Regions from separate parts of the Homo sapiens genome. Here region 1 is linked to region 2. Evidence: chromatin contacts called from ENCODE Hi-C or POLR2A ChIA-PET data. All regions are on one chromosome and are shown on one strand. Each heading gives the region's core, a stretch centred on a gene start or an enhancer-like site at or near the end of the contact. The rest is flanking DNA. Distances are from core to core; before and after follow the strand shown. Region 1 overlaps THADA (THADA armadillo repeat containing). Region 2 overlaps THADA (THADA armadillo repeat containing).

Region 1 (6,510 bases), core at 2,995-5,494, 180 kb before region 2:
ACTTGCAACACACATAACACAAATAGTGTGTTGAGTTAATTTTCTGTAATCTGATTTTTTTATGTCGTGCTTTCTATTTAGAAGTCAGTGAAATATTCCTGTTCTCCTTAAAAAACATCATTGCTTGCCTGTGCATAATTACTTGTCTAAGCATTTGATTGGAGTGGTTAAGTTTGTTAATGTCATAAAACTCTAAATTCAACTTTTTGGTGACATTCATATTTGCTTGTTTACTTTCTGTGATCTTATTATTTGAAGTCGTTCTTCTGATGAAAATGAACAGACTTCTAGGATGTTAAGTTGGGAATCCAACTTTAATTTGTCCAACCGTAAGATACAAACTTAACTATAAGGGGATAAAATCATTGATTATAATTCTAAATCTAGAAGGGAGATTTATTAGTGCTTGATGTTGTCTTACTCTTCAAATATTCGAATTGCTTTACTTGTAATGTAGCTTAATCTACAGATATTTATTGCAGTAATTATAATCATTTTCACATTATTGGCCTGAAAAAATTAAATTGTGACATTTAGTAGTTTTTGTCATTAAATACTAGTACTGACTCATAGACATCAACAATTCTGTGGACAGAAATCATTTAAATATGTATTTAAACTTTCATCAGTTAATTATAGCTACCATGATTCAAATTCAACAGAAAACTTTTGATGAGCAATTTAAATATAATACTGAAAAAATAATTTCTTCTACCTTTCTGGAGAATGAAAGACCAAGTCTCTAAAGAATATGCAGTTGAGAAATAAATAAATGCAGAATGTAATATATAAGATTTGGGGAAGAGTCATTCAGCTTTGAATGAAAGAATATACAATCTTGTGTAAACTTTATTTTTAATTTAATTTATTTATTTGAGACAGAATCTCTCTGTTGCCAAGGCTGGAGTGCAGTGGCATGATCTTGGCTCATTGCAACTTCTGCCTCCTGGCTTAAGTGATCAGAATCTGTCTCAGCCTCCCAAGTAGCTAGGACTTACGGGTGTCTGCCACCATGCCCAGCTAATTTTTGTATTTTTTGTAGAGATGGGGTTTCGCCATGTTGCTTAGGCTGGTCTCGAACTCCTGGGCTCAAGCAGTATCCCACCTCAGCCTTCCAAAGTGCTGGGATTACGGACATGAGCCACCGCGCCCAGCCTAAACTTTTATTTACATTTCATTTGGGAAATGTGTCTAAATAAGACACTATTTCTCACTGAGTGTCCTATTAATTTTATTTGAAATATGAATAATTAAATAAAGAATAACTAAGAGATGAGCCACCTTGGGGAGCCATATTCTTTTTTTTGTTTTGTTTTGTTGAGATGGAGTCTCGCTGTGTTGCCCAGGCTGGACTGCAGTGGCGCGATCTTGCCTGGGGAGCCATATTCTTTATAGAGAGAAAAATCCTTTTAATTTCCCTTTTCTATTGTGGATTAAAAGAATTTGGAGAAAACTAGAATGTCTTGATGTATACATTCTAAGTGTTTGTTAATGATTCCTGCATTTTTATTTTCATTTTTAAGCCTACTGTAATAGTTGAGTCAGATATTACTGTTTTTCCTCGATATTTGAACACTCATTTAAAAAGTTTTCATAATAACACTTTGTCATTTAGACAATAGCAGAGGGACTTTGTTCTCAGTGAGTAACCTCTATGCCAGCTTTTTAAGTAAAGTTTTAGAATTTTTTTAATATTAATTTTTCTCCTTGATCTTAGGGAATGATTATATTAAATAATTGAGAGAACCAGCTATCTGGTACATCTTCCAATGACTTCTTTTAATCCACTGTATCTTGTCCTTCTCCCCATGGCCCTCTGATTGGTAATTCAATTTAGATTTGGTCATTGTATTATTGCCTGTGCCTGCAGCTAAGTCTTCAAAATAGCCCCCTAATGTTTTAGCCTGCAGTAAGCCTCAATAATGTATGATAGTGGTGAGGGAGGTTAAGATGGCTTCTCTTGATATGTAGCTTTCTAACAGGATTTCATTTGGGCAAATCATTTTTCAGGCTTAAAGTTTCCTGGTGCTTCAGGGTTGTGTTCCTATTTAAAATATACATGCAAACAACCTTCCTGCACACATCTATTAGTGTTTAGTTTCATTGAAATAATAAACATGAACTTTGAAATAATAAATATAATACTTGACCAAAGATTGAATGGAGTTGAATGGGAATTTAGCTTATGAAATAATTAGAGATTGGGAAAATCTCTAAGTTAGAAAAAATAAATCATACTGAAAGAGTTTGAGGAAATGAAGGTGACATTTCTCAGTTAGCAATAGTAATATAAGTTAAAAATAGCTCTGTGCTACTACATGTAGTTGGATGGATGAAGCCATTTAAAAGCCACTTTGTAGTCAGGGAATCGGATTTATTGGTACAAAATAATTGTCTAATGACCAGTTAGTTGGGTATACAGCTTATGTAATTTGATTTTAGTCTGCGGGTTTTATTCTTATCTTAGAATACTTATCCAGTGGGAGTGAGATAGCTCTGTGGATAGGAGTTGGAGTAATCTGTTTATGGAACAATAATTTGCTTCAGTGATCTGCTCAAGACAATACAAAGGCCTGAATAGCAGCTATAGCCTGGCCTGTTCACTTCTGTTACTTTTAGTAGGGGCTTAGGCCATAGCACTTAGCATAGGAAAACAGCAACAACAAACCCCTTACCTTTTTTTTGAGCTGGAGTCTTGCTCTGTCGCCCAGGCTGGAGTGCAGTGGTGCAATCTCGGCTCACTGCAACCTCTGTCTCCCGGGTTCAAGTGAATCTCCCACCTCAGCCTCCCGAGTAGCTGGGATTACAAGAGCAAACCAATATGCCAGGCTAATTTTTTTGTATTTTTATAGAGACTGGGTTTCGCCATGTTGGCCAGGCCAGTCTTGAACTCCTGACCTCAGGTGATCCACCTGCCTCGGCCTCCCAAAGTGCTGGATTACAGGAGTGAGCCACCACGCCCGGCCCTCCCTACCTCTTTTTGTGCATCTGCCTGCCTGCCTGCCTTCTTGTCTGCCTGCCCTCCTGCCCTCTTTCCTTCCCTCTTTCCTTCCTTCTTCCCTCCCTCCCTCCTTTCCTTCCCTTCCTTCCCTCCCTTCCCTACCTTCCCTCCCTTCCCTACCTTCCCTCCCTTCCCTCTCTTTCCTCCCTTCCCTTCCTTCCCTTCCTATCCTTCCCTTCCTTCTCTTCCTTCCCTTCCTTCCCTTCATTCCTTCCCTCCCTTCCCTCCCTTCCCTCCCTTTCCTCCCTTTCCTCCCTTCCTCCCTCCCTTCCTCCCTTCCTTCTTCCCTCCCTCCCTCCCTCCTTCCCTTTCTTTTTTCTTCCCTCCCTCCCTCCTTCTTTAAGAATTTCTACTCTTCATACCGTGCTGCTTTCTAGGTTCTGATTGGGAAAGTCAGGATTTTGGATATAAAAGACTGAGGGAAGCTGGATACATTTTTAGTAAGCTTCCTTGAGAACTGGTAAACCGTTTGTTGTTGTTGTTGTTGATATATATGTGTGTGTGTGTGTGTGTGTGTGTGTGTGTATATATATATACGTATAAATATTTGAGATAGGGTCTTACTCTTTTGCCTAGGCTGGAGCACAGTGGTGTGATATTGGCTCATTGCAGCCTCAACCTCCTGGGCTCAAGCAGTCCTCTCACCTCAGCTTCCTGAGTAGCTGGGACTACAGGTGTGCACCACCATGCCTGGCTAATTTCTTTGTATTTTTTGTAGAGATGGGCTTGTGCCGTGTTGCCCAGGCTGGTCTCCAACTCCTGAGATCAAGAGATCCTCCGGCCTTGGCTTCCCAAAGTGTTGGGATTACAAGCATGAGCCACCGCGCCTGGCCATATTTTGTAGATTAATAACATTTTGTGTTACTGAGTTGTTTATGATGAACCTTGAACCCCTTTTAAGAAGGTTGCAATTTTACAATGTACTCAGAGGCTAAAGACACTGTATATTTTGTATTAATTCGACAAGATAGCCAAATAAAAACAAAATACCTTCAGACAAGAGGCTGTCTGCTTATTTAGTGGAAAGGCATTCACTAACAAAAGCAGGATTTTGGAATTCCCCATAGCTGTGGTTGGTGACTACATAGAGTTGGCTCAAAGAACCAAGGACTGTTTCACTCGAGAACCTTTCTTTTTATATCCTTGCTAGGCCCTGGATTGTGTGATGAAGAACCAAAACAAACAACTAGGGTTTGCTGTATTGTTCTTGGGAACCTTGCATGGTTTCATTTTTACCTCTCAATTCCTTCATTATCATAAACACCAGCAACCCTGGAGTTTTGAAATCACTTCCTTATAAAGAAATCTTTCCTTGCTGGGGAGCAGACAGAAGGTTCATTGAATAGTCAGAACTCTATTCTGCTTTTTATAGGCACAGTGACCTCACTATTGAGAAGACTTAGGGTTCCAGCTCCCTGCTTTTTATACCTGGTTTGTCAATTTTATGCCTACCTGCAGGCACAGCTAATGTGCGCCAGCTGGCACCAGCACTAGTTGCTCCTTAATTATTCAACAAAAGATTTCTTAAACATCTACTGTGTGCCAGATGCTGTGTTTGACTGAGCTCTCTTTGACCATTGAGAATATGATATGGTAGGCCACAGTTACTGTGAACCTAGACATAATTACCAGAGTCTAAATAGGAAACATATAACTGTGGAAGTAAGAGAGGGATGTGAGGACTTGAATAAGGGACTAAGGATTGTATGGGACCATGATGAGGAGTTTTGGGGACATTCTCATCAGGAACTACTTATGTATTTTAGAGTCATTATCTTCTCTATATAACCCAGGGAATGTTCATTGAATTTTCAAAGCATTTTTATTTTATTTTCATTCTAAAGCACTGAGAATCAAGTGATTTATCTATAGCTACACATGTAGTTGGTGATTGAGCCAGCACTAGAATCTAAATGTTTTTCTGGAATTTCATAGCATTTCAGAGGTTAGCAGTTTAACAAAAGTTTATTGATTATTGCTTTCTATAAGGAATTGTGATAGCTAGGATAAAAATATTGATAAAACATGGGCCTTGTTTTTAGAGGAACTTTCAACCTAGCATTTTAATCTTTGGGATTAGATAAGTAAGTCACATAATTTACAAGACAGACGTTAAAGACCAAGACAAAGATCCGCTCACTGAACTGTCTATCCTAGGTGATGAGAAGAATAATTAATGCCAATAACATTGGCAAAAAGCAAGGCAAGCAGGAGGGCATGATGGGAGGGAGAATAATGCTTTAAACATGCTGAGTTAAAGGTAGTTTTGGGAGGCTGCCTAGCGGGATAGCAGACAGTTGGAAATACAGGTCAGGAGATTAGCAGAGGGGTCCAGGTTGGAGATAGTGTGACCTGGGACTCCCCCAATATTTTAGCAGTAAATGTCCAGCATTCTGGGAAATCCTTTAGTCCCAGGCAAATAGGGACAGTTGTTCACTCCAGCTGGAGGTATATGTTTGAAAGTCAGCCAAACAGAGGAAATAGATGAAGCTATGGGCCTAGAGGAGATCTCCTAAAGAGGCTTAAGAAAGAAAGGAAAAAGTTATCATCTTGAATTAAATTTTATAACTATTGTTAAAACTCAGAGACATTGCTCATATGAAACATAGTTTCTACTCTGTGTTCATAAGTGTACAAACCTCGGTTAAATAACACTTTTACATGAACCTGAACTATACTTGCTTTTGAACCCTGTACTTGGTTTTGTTCTTGGGTCTTAGAGAAAAAATGATCTCTTGGGGTAGCAGTTAGGTTAATAGAGTTGATTTTGGTAAGCTGTTTGGGGATTTCAGTAGGAAATATTCTTGTATGAATACTATAACCCTGGTATGTGGAGATTTGCTGAATGTGTTTGTACGTGTTACAGGAAGCTAAGCAGCTGCATCAACTGCTGGCTCTTAACAGTGGCACTTCTCATTGGAAAACATTTTTGTTTGTACTTTCTTTTCTAGTTATTATACCCTCTTTCTTTGTCAACCTGGTTTGTTAGACTGCCATATTCAATGAAGTTAGTAAATTATATGTCATTCATTTATTCAACAAATATTTATTGAGCTCCCTATAGGGTATCAGGCCGTGTTATAGGTGCTGGGAATAGAGAAATAACAGGAAGGAATGTGTCCTTGATACATGGAGATGTAGAAAATAATAAACTATCTGCTAGCAGTGTGTGTTTTTATGTGATAAAGTTTGGTGGTAAGGAAGATTCTTTCCTACTAGACTAAAGTAATATTTCAGCCAGGGCCTGAATGGCAAGAAGCAGCACCTTTTCTGGAGAAGAGCTTTCCAAGCAATGAGAACCACTAACGCCAAAATCTATGGTGTATTAAAGAACAGAATGGTGTAAGATAAAGTTTAATGAGATTGTCCAGATACGTAGGGCTTTGTGAGCCAGGATGAGTTTGGATTTTTTGCTCCCTGGGAAATCTTTGTGTTTTCTGAGAGTCTCCAACCACATGTATATAAAAATAGAAGGTATCTTGGAAATGGTACACACATTAATATTTATG
Region 2 (6,708 bases), core at 1,363-3,862:
AGCAAGGAACTATCTGGTCTCTGCTGCAGCCCCTTGGACAGTGCCTGGTAATAAGAGTTGTTTAATAAATATTTGTTGACAATGTTTGCCAATTTAGGACACATAAAATGACACTGAACTTCTGAGTTCTCATGTGTGTTGGCAGTTAATCATCCTCCTTGGTTCTGGCAGCTTTGGTTTCTCTGTGCTTGGTTCAGTACAGGCCTGGGTCTGACTGCTTTCTTAGCCTCAGAATTCTTTGGGACCAGAACTTTAGGAAAGTGAGGAAGAAAGAGTTGCCTTGCTACTTGCCATCCTTTAAGAGCTGGTGGACAAATTGCCCTTCTTGGGAGCTGCCGGAGCTCCTGAGTCTGACCTTGATCAAATCTTAGTTTCAAAGGGCCTGGCCTTATACCTGGACCTCATGCCAAAGGATGGTCTCATTTTTCTTGAACCCAACACACTAAATGTCTATGAGGTTAGTTGTGTATTCAAATATTTTTATTTTCTTAAAGAAAAATATCTCAAAAACACTAACCTGTTTCATACAATTGCTTATAAAACTTTCTTTCCTTTCTCTTTCCCCTGTCTTCTCTTCTCCCTCTCCTTCCCTGCCCCATTTTTTTCCATGACTTCTCTGACCCTGGCCCTTTGACATGCTTATTTCCGCCACAGTTCTTTTCAGCGTACCTGGCTCTCCATTTGTCTCGTGTAAATAGATCGCTCTCCATTCCTGGTGAATAACCAGGGTCACAATTGTCTGGTTTGTACCCAATGTGACAGAATTGTAGGCTGATTTTCATAAACCAGAGCTACCAAGCGTTTCAAAAACAGTCTTGTTTTTGCCAAGTAAGGTGAGCAAATATAGGACTAAGTTTAAACATCCATCAGGAGTTATTTTTGAAGTGATTGCTTCTAAATGAGAAGCATTTGAAAATCTCACAGGTTTCTTTACAAGTAAATTCCGAAGTCATGCATTTTGCTGGTGTCTGCTGATTAATTGCGATCCTGTGACACCATGAAAAGCCCTGGTGGTTGGTTTTGTGCAGCTGTAGAGAAAAGTAAAGCAAAGCCCAGTGACTTTGCCAGCTCTTTCAGGACAGTGGGGATTCAGGCTGAGGAAGGTATTTTTTCCCTCTGGCAGTCACCACATAAGAACAGAAGCTCCAGCCAGACCCATTGCTCCAGACTCCACGTCGGGTGGTTTGGGTCCCTGCGGGGGTGTGGTGAAGGCATGACATTTGATCTGTTGCTTCTGAAATAACAGATCCATTATTAGACAAAGCATTTTCAGTCTCCACATTGGGACTTGTGTGCACTCTCCTGTACAGTTACTTCTGTTTAGAAGAAATTTATTTTGATTCTCTAAACAGAAGGTGCTTGGCATGTATTTGTTGTTGGTGATTGCAGACGTCTGACCCAGTAAAACCTGCCAGTCTACCCATTTAGGGTCTGATGACTCTGGATTGATTTTATCTGGCCTTTTCTGTTTCTCATTACCCCCTTCCGTATCTAACTCTCAATTATTTCACTATTGTCAGCCCATTGTTGATAGGAGAGAAAGAGAGGAAAACGTTGAATCTGGTTACACAGAAAGAATCATTCACAGCTCTAGAGAAGGATATAATAGGGAAAGAAAACAGATGTTATTAAAATAGACTTTCAGAGTTCTTAGTGTGTTTATCTATGCTTACTTTGCCACACCCACCTCTTCCTCTTGATTTAGATAAGGAGGCTGGAGACTGAAGGATTTCTCTTGACTTGCATTTCTCTCCTTGGCACTAGCCAAGGTCAAAAGATCTCATTTATGCCCTTGTCCTTATTCTTTGTCTGCTATAGATTTGTACTCCTCACAGAGGCTTTGCGGATGTCATTGCTGAATCCAGTACATACATACGTGCATACATGCATATACACGAGTATCCTTGTATAAGTGGGGCACGTCTGCATTGCTGCATTCACTCCTGACATCGAAGGGAAGATCTGCTAAAAAAAAAAAACAAAAAAAACCCTAAATAGTTACAAACATCACTGCCCAGTATTTGCTAAGGCAAGAATTAGTTTGACCTACTTCTTTAGCCACGACTGTTCTAATGAACTCAGACATGTAAACCAGTTTAGACTCTCAAACAATGTATTTTTCTTTAAATTTAAGACTTTGACTTTAAAAGGCACATTTTATTTTCATGTGCGACAGCTAACATAAAGATGTTTGCATTTCTTTGCTGAAATCAGTGTATAGGTTGTTTGTAACTAATAAACTCTTGTGGCAGATGATTGTTGGGCCACAGTCATCAGTTTTGGGGATTGTGTGAGAAACCCATAGCAAAGTATGGATTAAGGACTTGGGTTTCTCGGCACTGCTACATCCTCCAAAACCAACATGCCTTTCTGCAAAGAGACCAGAGCTACATTCTGCAGGTGTCTGTTTTCTTTGAGGGGAACATTTTAAGGAAACTTAAAAGGGAGGAACTGAGCATTTAGGAAAAATATATTTTCACAGCAGGATTTTTTTTTCTTTTTTGGTTTAGGTTTTTCATTTGTTGCAAGCCTACTCAGACTCCAAACACGGAACGAATTCAGACTTCCAGCACGAGCTGACTGACATCACTGTTTGTACCAAAGCCAAACTCTGGCTGGCCAAGAGGTATGTTAAAATCCCACATGAGCAAGGAGTTATCAGGGGTTAGGAATACATTTGAGAATTGCTGTTTCTAGTTGTGGGGAGTTTTAAAAGTCATTGGCATGAGTTTTCTAAACTTATTGGAGTATTTATCCTTTTAGAACTTTGGGTTGTGGTAAAGAAAGAAAAATATTTTCTTGACAATTTTTCTAAAACTGCTAAGTGACTGAGGGGCATGTAATATGGCTTTTTGTCTGCCCACCAATCAGCTTGTTTTTGTTGAAACCTGCTGCGTGCCCAGTCCTGTGTTAGATATTATAACAATGAAAGGCAGTAATTGACTAAATCATGTGGTACAGACTCTTAGGTGCCGTGGCAACTCAGAGATTAGAGATTGCTGTAGGCTTGAGCAGGCACTGAGGGACAGATAGGGTGTGAATAGCAAGAGGGGATGGAAGTTGCCTTTCTTAGGTGGGTAGTAAGGTAGCTTGAATAAGCAAGGCAAAAAAGAATAGAAACATATTTTTCATCCTTGCCATTGTTAGTTTATCCTGGAACTTAGAACATTTACTGTGTGAAAGATGAAGGAGTAAAAGGAATTTCTCATGTAATATACAGGGAGTCCTCTCTGTAATGCCATGTTCAAAATCTGTGTTGCAGGACTCTGGTGGTGGTAGGATAGTGTTAACTGCAAAGGCCCTCCGTAGGTCCTCTGTAAGTTCCACCAGAGTAGCTCCAGAAGAGGCGCATGTGTTAGTGTTACTACCTTTCCTGCCATAGTACACGCATTTAATTAAGAGTCAGTTTATTGGCCGGGTGTGGTGGTTCATGTCTGTAATCCCAGCACTTTGGGAGGCTAGGGCAGAAGGATTGCTTGAGCCCAGGAGTTCAAGAACAGCCTGGACAACATAACGAGACCCCATCTCTACAAAACAACGACAACAACAAAAATTAGCCAGGTATGGTGGTGCATGCCTGTAGTCCCAACTACTTGGGAGGCTAAGGCAGGAGGATGGTTTGGGCCCAGGAGTTTAAGGCTCTAGTGAGCTGTGATTGCACCACTGCACTCCAGACTGGGTGACAGAGTGAGACCTTGTTTCAAAAATAAATAAATTTCTGATGCTTAGAGTTTGAGAAACAAACAAGTTGAAAAAAAAAGAAAAAAGTATATTGGCTGTCTAAAGTAGAAGCCTCTCTTTTTTATTTTTCAAAAAGTGTGCTTTTGGTCACTTTTGTTGGGCTCTTACCTTCTGTGGCAAGTCAAGTAATGGGCTGTGTGAGGCTCTCAAATCAGTTTAATTCAACAAAGCATTGTTGAGCACAGGCTACCTGCTAGCCTTTGTGTTAGGAGATATAGGGATACAAAAATATAAAAGAGCTAGTCCTGGCTCCAGGGACTTCCAGGAAGTGAGAAAGACGTGTATAAATAATTTTCATCTGGTATATTAAGTATTATAACAAATGTCTGTAGTAGGTACAGCATTACGCCAGAAGAGGGGTGAGAGAGGGCTGACATCAAACTGGCCATCAAGAGTGAGCCAGAATTTTGCCAAGTGGCCAACACAGGTAGGGGAATTCCAGGCTTAGGTAACGGCATAGGCAGAGACACAGCAATATGAAACGGCACTGTAGGTTTGCAGAACCATAAGGAAGTTAGCCCTCTGGAACCTAAAGTGTAAGGCACAAGTGGCAGAGAATGGGGCTCAGGAAATATGCCCAGGCCACACAGTGAAAGCTCCTGTAAGAAACCTTTTGGTGAAGGAGCCAGCGGTGGATTTCCCAATGTGTGGATGTGTGTATCTCAATTATTGTCTCAACATTAATAGCTTTGGATAGGGATATTGATGGAGAAATTATCTTGTGTCTGAAATGCCGGTAAAGTTATTGGGAGCCTCTCATTTTTAGTCTGTTAGTCTATTCTCCCTTTTTTTAGACAGGGTCATGCTCTGTCACCCAGGTTAGAGTGCAGTGGCGCTACCACGGCTCACTGTAGCCTTGACCTCCTGGGGCTGAAGTGATCCCTCCGCCTCAGTCCCCTGAGCAGCTGGGACTACAGGCACACGCCACTATGCCTGGCTAATTTTTGTGGGGTTTTTTGGTGGAGAAGGAGTTTCAACAGATTGCCCAGGCTGGTCTCGAACTCCTGAGCTCAGGTGATCCACCTGCGTCGGCCTCCCAAAGTGCTGGGATTACAGGCATGTGAGCCACTGCACCCAACTTGTTTTCTCCATTTTATTTAGAGAGTAGGAGTTGCTTACCCATGAAGTGTTTACCCACGCCTAGTACCATTTGCCTTCTGTGTGGCTCTTAGCATCCCAAAGATACATATCACATCAGTACCCTCAGCTGTTTGCCAGGTAATAGGCCACTTCTTCCTACCTGTTATTTCTGGGGATCAAGAAGTCAGAGCTGTCCAGAAATTATCCTCTGAAACCTGCTTCTAGCCAGGACTGTCCCAAGTATCCTAACACTCTAGTTCTTAAAGTGCTGTAAGGAAGGAGTTTCTGCCCCCTTAGCTTGCTACTCCTTCATGCATCTCGTAGAAAGTCATTATCCACTGGCTTCCTGAGTCCATTACCTCTTGTTGGATGAGATGGAGGAGATGGAGCGGCAGGCCAGCCATTGAGTGGACCTTCATGTTGTGCAGTGCCTGAAGATGGCTGACAAAGCTGCCATCAGCTTCCTCTGCAGCTAAGAGGAAGGGAAGTCCTCCTGGCCTTTTAAAACCTGTCCTGTGGTCCCTATTGCTGTTTTCTAATTGGGCTTTCCATTCTCATTCCCTCTGCTCCCCACCCCACTTCTGATTTTTCTCCATGATTTTCCAGCTCTAGAAGACAAAGGAATGAATCACTGCAATTTACTGGGTTTCCACCTTCCTTGCCCAGAATGTAGGACAGCCACTTTTCTGTTTCCAGTACAGTCAACTCTCTATTATCCAAGTGTGAACTTTCCGCTTTGTGGGTGGTCTGTAAATGGTTCCTAACACCAGGCTTCCTTTTGCTCCCCAGCACACTTTTACAAGTGTTAATCAGAATGTGTTCAGAGCCTGAAATAGAGTTTGGAAGGAAAACATACTGCCAGACAGCACAATGCATTCCAAAGCTATGTATCAGTTTTTCTATATTATCCACATCATTGACAGGATAACTTTGAGGTTCCTAAATAGCAAATTATAGAACTGGGTATAAGTGATGAAGCCTCGGTGTCACATGCCTGCCCTGTCCCTGAGGTCCTCTTGTTCTGGGAGTTGTCTGTCTATACTAGTTAACTCCATGCTCAGACACACCCCCTCTCGTCCTAGCGGTCCCTTCTCAGAACAGACCCCTGTCTTTACTTTCTCACCTGCCTTTCCCATGAAGATATTACAGTGCAGAGTATTCCAAATTCAACTACTGAAGAGGCTTTTTTATGTCCCTGGTAATTTACACATGAAAGAAAAATAAATGTTCCTTTGAGTCTACTAAGGATTTTCTGTATCTTTTGAATATAAGCTATGAAAAATTAATGTTTTTGCAAAGAAAAAAATGTTGCCTTAAATTTTAACACCGACACCCTTTTCCTTCCCTAATTTATTTGATCATTAGCCTGAGTTTCTTCAGTCCCATAAGTACAAAAATGCTAGTGGATATGTATTTGTCCTTTTGTTCTCAAAGAAAGTTTTTAAAAAATTGATTGGCACTATTGGATAACCAATTCAGTCTTTAAATTTTGACTCTGAAATTGAGGGAACATAAAATGAAGACTTTTGTCCTATATTTGTGTTTTGACTTTGCAAGATTAATAGGGATTTATATGAGGTGATTAAGCAATAGCCATGGAGTTGTTGGGGAATTTTTGGTGATGAGTGGTCAGCTGGCAACATGGCTTCAGGAAAGGACTGGGCTTCTGCTCTTACAGGCTGCTTTTCATTCCAGGATGTCAAAGCCTTAATGGAAATCAGCTCATTAATCCTTCAAGTCCTTTCCTTCCTGTTTTCCTCCACTCCTCCCTTCTTGATCCAGTTTACTGTCTAAAGCAGTTTACTAACTACTGAAAGAAAACTAAACTGACCTAGACCAGAAACGAAATGAGAGTAGCCGTCTAGTAGGGATCTGCTGCTGTCCTGG

What was found. A loop is a pair of places that touch in the nucleus more often than their neighbours do. ChIA-PET counts read pairs that join two places held with the same protein, here RNA polymerase II (POLR2A). Pooled maps may share reads with other maps.
Region 1: a loop to region 2 is called in a map of sigmoid colon, with 2.0 times the contacts of the local background. The contact joins two enhancer-like sites. A Hi-C loop is called at or near these places in 1 of 168 maps with a recorded cell type or tissue (sigmoid colon) and 1 of 50 pooled maps. POLR2A ChIA-PET finds 5 or more read pairs at or near these places in 2 of 52 experiments (HEK293 and OCI-LY7).

Annotation. Positions count from the first base shown.
Region 1 is chr2:43,517,730-43,524,239 of GRCh38, reverse strand. All of the region lies in intron 22 of THADA (THADA armadillo repeat containing), which reads left to right. Among named protein-coding and RNA genes, the nearest start is that of THADA, 75 kb to the left of the region's middle. Within about 2 kb of position 4,244, at least 10 of the 41 ENCODE cell types and tissues checked have a DNase peak (open chromatin) inside an H3K27ac peak, as active enhancers do.
Region 2 is chr2:43,340,040-43,346,747 of GRCh38, reverse strand. It overlaps THADA (THADA armadillo repeat containing), which reads left to right. Exons shown (of 38, transcript NM_022065.5): 30 at 2,511-2,626. Among named protein-coding and RNA genes, the nearest start is that of LINC01126, 120 kb to the right of the region's middle. Within about 2 kb of position 2,612, at least 18 of the 41 ENCODE cell types and tissues checked have a DNase peak (open chromatin) inside an H3K27ac peak, as active enhancers do.